Linked DNA regions of Homo sapiens: region 2 is linked to region 1. The links are chromatin contacts, found by Hi-C or POLR2A ChIA-PET in ENCODE. All regions are on one chromosome and are shown on one strand. Each heading gives the region's core, a stretch centred on a gene start or an enhancer-like site at or near the end of the contact. The rest is flanking DNA. Distances are from core to core; before and after follow the strand shown.

Region 1 (2,828 bases), core at 177-2,676:
AGCCTTGATCCTCAGGACTCAACCAAAGAATATCAAGATTTCCACAGCACACTTGTCTTTTTTCTTTTAATGGAATGAATGATGCCATACATTTGTCATGTTTATAGAGCAGCCTTCCCTGCATTAAAACACACACACACACACACACACACACACACACACACACACACACATAGATATAGATATAGATATATCCCACTGGAGGCTTTTTATAAAAAAAACAAAACAAAAAACCCACAGATATATCTATTTTAGATAGATAGATAGATAGATAGATAGATAGATAGATAGATATAGATATATAGATATATTCTTCCAAGTAACACTCTGGCAGGATTATCCCACAACAGAAAGTGTCAAAGGCAAAGAGAAATGCCTATACAAGAAGAACTTTTTAAAATAGAAAGCATAGATTCAAACTGCCTCAATCACTGTGGGCTTCCTTCCCTGGCAGAGGAGAGACACTTCCTTCATTCCTTTCCAAATAAAGCACCTTGGCTCTATTCAAGGCTTTACTATGGGCAGGAAGACCAATGGCAACTTCTTGATCTATAGGAAAGTTTTATTTGTTCGACTGACCTACCAGAAAAATATTCTAAATTGAATTACTTTGCCATGTTTTATAGATGATACATAAATTGCCTTGCCCAGGATACTTTTTAAAAAAAAGTTACACAAAACAGAGCATGTCAAAATAATTTTCAAATATAATACCTATAAGATGGCTAAAATGTAGCAAAGTATAATTTGCCTAAGATTGTAATATTATAAATTGAGACATGTACTTGGCTATAATCTACATTTGTCATTTCTTGGACAAACTTTTGGTTAACTCTCTTCTAAATTACGTTTGCCTATGTGTCTTGAATTAAAAAATGGCTTTAATCGTAAATAAACATGAGAAAAAAGTATTTTTCTATTTCGAAAGCCCACAAGGCCGGGCGTGGTGGCTCACATCTGTAATCCCAGCACTTTGGGAAGCCGAGGCGGGTGGTTCACGAGGTCAGGAGTTCAAGACCAGTCTGGCCTATATAGTGAAATCCCGTCTCTACTAAAAATACAAAAAATTAGTCGGGCATGGTGGTGGGTGCCTATAATCCCAGCTACTTAGGATGCTGAGGCAGGAGAATCGCTTGAACCCAGGAGACAGAGGTTGCAGTGAGCGGAGATGACGCCACTGCACTCCAGCCTGGGTGACAGTGCAAGACTCTGTCTCAAAAAAAAAAAAGAAAGCCCACAATATGAACTCATTCTTTCAGTATCCAGTCCTACAACCTCACCTGGAGTATTTTTAGCCTAAGCCAATCTTTCAATATTTACTTTGTGTATGTAAATAACAATGTTCCTGTAAGTAGTGCTACTTACATTCTAAAAAAGCCTTGATTCTAATTGCCCTAGTGTTGTCATTCACGTCTTGAGGGTTCCAGCTCAAGTTTCCTGCGTGACTGGAGGCACCGCCCTCATTCTATTTGATTCATTATGAATAACACAAGGATAATGATGCCTGTAATTACTGACAGTTTGCCACCTTCTTTGAAGTTCCCAAAAGCAAAATGCTCCAAATGTATGCTCATAATTGTTTATTAGTTGGTCAGTTTACAAAGCCAATTTTTGTTTCCTCAAAATTAAATGGCATTTGTTCATTTTTAAAATTTGAGTGACAATGTTTCTAAGTTAAACCCAGGAGGCTGGGCTCAGTGGCTCATGCCTGTAATCCCAGCACTTTGGGAGGCCGAGGTGGGCAGATCACTTGAGGTCAGGAATTCAAGACCAGCCTGGCCAACATGGCGAAACATCGTCTCTACTAAAAACACAAAAATTAGCCAGGTGTGGTGGTGGGTGCCTGTAATCCCAGCTACACGGGAGGCTGAGGCAGGAGAATCGCTTCAACCCAGGAGACCAGGGGGTTGCAGTGAACCAGGATCGCAACACTGCACTCCAGCCTGGGTGACAGAGCTAGACTCTGTCTCAAAAAAAAAAAAACAAAAAAAAAACAAAACAAACCACAGTGTATATGCATGGATACATAAATTGAAAAGTACCATTATTAATGAAAAGTCAGCATGTAACAACTGTTGTTTTAGGATAATTATTACTAATGTTGAAAATAATCAAATCTCACCAAAGAAAAAGAGATTATTTTCCTTATAAGGCAGATTACGTGTCTCAGTGATAGTGATTCAAAAATAATCATTTCAAACTTCTTATCTTAAGATTTTTGAGGATCCAATGTCTAAAGGTCTCTCTGCTCCCTGGCCTTCTCATTTCCTACTATATTATAGATTAAATCTCCTAACATTGCTTTGAAAACCTTTGTCTGGCCTTCCTTCTGATTCTACTTTCCATTTTTTACATAGTAAATTTATTGACAGTTTGATACCTAAAGCTCCATGTCTATTTTAATCTGTCTCCATAGTAACAAAACCAGTGTTTAGTTACATTGGTTTAGTTACATTAAGAACACTGTAGCCAGGCACAGTGGCTCATGCCTGTAATCCCAGCACTTTGGGAGGTCGAGGCAGGGGGATCAACTGAGGTTGGGTGTTCGAGACCATCCTGACCAACATGGAGAAACCCCGTCTCTACTAAAAATACAAAATTAGCCGGGTGTGGTGGCACATGCCTGTAATCCCAGCTACTAGGGAGGCTGAGACAGGAGAATCTCTTGAACCTGGGAGGCGGAGGTTGCGGTGAGCGGAGATCGTGCCATTGCACTCCAGCCTGGGCAACAAGAGCAAAACTCTGTCTCAAAAAAAAAAACAAAAAAAACAACCACACACACACACACGCACACGCACACACTGTAAAACATTAGACCAAAGACAAAA
Region 2 (2,828 bases), core at 142-2,641, 40 kb before region 1:
GAATTTTAAAGGAGCAGGTGGCAGTATTTAAAAGGAAAAGAGGCCCTACTGGCTCTTTCTGGAGAGCCAGTCAGGGAATTCTAGAAAACAAAAATAGGCCAGGTGTGGTGGCTTACGCCTGTAATCCCAGCACTTTGGGAGGTGGACGGATTACTTGAGGATAGGAGTTCAAGACCAGTTTGGCCAACATGGTGAAACCCTGTCTCTACTAAAAATACAAAAATTAGCCAGGTGTGGTGGCACACACCTGTAGTCCCAGCTATTCGGGAGGCTGAGGCATGAGAATCACTTGAACCTGGGAGGCAGAGGCTGCAGTGAGCTGAGATTGCACCACTGCACTCCAGCCTGGGAGACAGAGTGAGACTCTGTCAAATAAATAAATAAATGGAAAGGCAAAGAAATTGCTAGAATTTTGTTACTAAGAGTTAATAATCCACCCCTAATCCCTCAATGCACAGAAACAGAGCCAAAGCAGCACAACTTTCAGAGGCTGCATATGGCTAGTGGAAACAAGAGTGAACTCCACTTGTTTTTTGTTTTTTGTTTTTTTTTTTGGCAAAGTTGTTATCTATCATTTCTCTTATATTCTCAAACCAAGCTCAGTATTTAAAGCTTTCACTCACAGATGACATTTTATTGGACTTGCTGTTCTATTACTGTGTAAAATGCATGTTCCTTTAATATTCTTTTCAGAGTTTTGTTGCCACCAAAATATTATAACCTTTAATCATTTTTATATCCATCGTTTTTTAAAATATTTTTCTGAAAAGGAGCTATGGTAAAGACATTCTTGAATTAAATTATATGTCAACACTGCCTCCTAGTGGTATAGTTCATATTTTGAAATTGTTTTTAAAATTTCAGTCCCTCCTCCAAACATGTGCATTTTATTTCCAGAAATCTTGTTCATTAAGAGAGAAAGCTCATTTAATACCTAAGAGTTGATTTATGTTAAATAGACATTTCTCACTGGTAAATATTTTTTATGGACTCCGAACCAGAGGGACCTTAGAGATCAAAAGTCCAAACTATCCTTTTAAGGATAAGATTACCAAGGCAGGATGCAAAGTCAGGAAGCACTTCTCACTATTCCAAGGCTGTCAAGAAAGACGGCTTTAGCTTAGCCTTTTGTAGGAAGGGTTGGGGAAGCTGGGGGGCAGTACCAGAACAGATGGTCCACAAAACTAAGGAGTCATCCTCCAGCCAGGAATAAAATAAAGGTCTTTGGCGTTACTCAGAGTAAACATGAACTCACTAAATAAACTGTTTGCAGTTTGTACTCTGACACTTCTACACACTGTAGCAAACCACCTTTGGATAAGACAGCCAAGCCAACGCAGACCCCTAAAGGAAACAAGAACTGCGCAGGAATGAATCAAGAACATCCGTTCCCAACTTCTCCAGATGGGGGCAGCAGGTCGCCAGCAGGAAATGCATGAGTAACCTTATTTTGTTTGAACTTAAGTTATTTCATCAGGCTAAGCTCTAACAGTTTTGGTCAGTTTTTTCTTAAGACATGTGGATCTTTGAATCACATCCAGGACAACGCACCCATCAAGAAAAGCCTTTAACAAGTTTGAGTCAGGAATTAAAAAAGAGGAAGGAAGGGAGAAAGGGAGGGAAAAAGGGAGGGAGAACGGGAGGGAAGGAAAGAAAGGAGAGAGGGAGGGAGGGAGGAGAGAGGCAGGGAGGGAGGAAGGAGGGCGGGGAGGGACTGCAGGAGAGCAGGCAGGCAGGCAGGCTTTATGCATCTCCAACTAGATCCCCATTTTCCCCAGAAACGTTTTTTTTTTTCCAGCCTTCAGCACACTGAAGGGCTTGAGGGCTTTATAGACTGTTCTCCCAAATAGCCTCCTTGATAGTCAATAACATCCACTCAGTCAGTCTGGAACCTCCCACGTGTTACCTGCCAGGTCAAGGACCCTGGCTCTTAGATAACAAAGGAGGAAGAAGTCAATTTCAAGAGAGAAAAATAGGACTTATGAACGGCTTCAGAAATAGTATGCCTGGTGGGATGTTAAACGACAGAATTAGAGATAGCAAGGTATAATATTTCTAAACATCTTCAGGAAGGAATATTTAGTGTTTGAACAGAAAATGATGAAAGGCAGGCAAATGCAAAGAATTCTCAAAAATGGTAACAGGAAGGGTAGGATCCTTTGGTAAAATTGGTGGGAGTGTGGTGAGAGAAAGGAATGGCCAGAAAATGCTTCCGGTTTTCAAGCAGCTGGAGGCATTCTGTTGGCATTGGATAGATGAAAAATTAAGATGATGGAAAATGAGAGAGACAGATGTCATCATTTATGCTGCTGTGAGTTACAGGAATAATACCAAACAAGTCATGTACAGCAAAACAGTAAAAACAGGTTAATTTATATGCCATGAAATCAAACGCATGATCATTTTAACTTGTGGTTAGATGGTTAGATGTTTACATTTAAATTTATTAAAGCTTCCAGGCTGGGCACGGTGGCTCACGCCTATAATCCCAGCAGTTTGGGAGGCCAAGGCAGGCAGATCACTTGAGGTCAGGAGTTCAAGACTAGCCTGCCAACATGGTGAAACCCCATCTCTACTAAAAACGCAAAACTTAGCTGGGCGTAGTGGCAGGCGCCTGTAATCCCAGCTACTTGGGAGGCTGAGGCAGGAGAATCACTTGAACTTGGGAGGCGGAGGTTGCAGTGAGCCGAGATCGCACCACTGCACTCTAGCTTGGGCAACAAGAGTGAAACTCCATCTCAAAAAAATAAATAAATAAAAATAAAAATAAATAAATTTATGAAAGTTTCCTATGTAAATACTTACATGAAATGTATTAAGGGAAACAT

What was found. Hi-C counts contacts between places; a loop is a spot of excess contacts on that map. ChIA-PET counts read pairs that join two places held with the same protein, here RNA polymerase II (POLR2A). Pooled maps may share reads with other maps.
Region 2: a map of Caco-2 shows a loop between it and region 1 (9-fold over the local background). The contact joins two enhancer-like sites. A Hi-C loop is called at or near these places in 2 of 168 maps with a recorded cell type or tissue (Caco-2 and PC-3) and 1 of 50 pooled maps. POLR2A ChIA-PET finds 5 or more read pairs at or near these places in 4 of 52 experiments (A673, Panc1, RWPE1 and 1 more).

What each region holds. Positions count from the first base shown.
Region 1 is chr5:79,172,530-79,175,357 of GRCh38, forward strand. No RefSeq gene overlaps it. Among named protein-coding and RNA genes, the nearest start is that of BHMT, 62 kb to the left of the region's middle. Within about 2 kb of position 1,427, at least 3 of the 41 ENCODE cell types and tissues checked have a DNase peak (open chromatin) inside an H3K27ac peak, as active enhancers do; they include PC-3, where a contact is called at or near this core.
Region 2 is chr5:79,132,405-79,135,232 of GRCh38, forward strand. No RefSeq gene overlaps it. Among named protein-coding and RNA genes, the nearest start is that of BHMT, 22 kb to the left of the region's middle. Within about 2 kb of position 1,392, at least 25 of the 41 ENCODE cell types and tissues checked have a DNase peak (open chromatin) inside an H3K27ac peak, as active enhancers do; they include PC-3, where a contact is called at or near this core.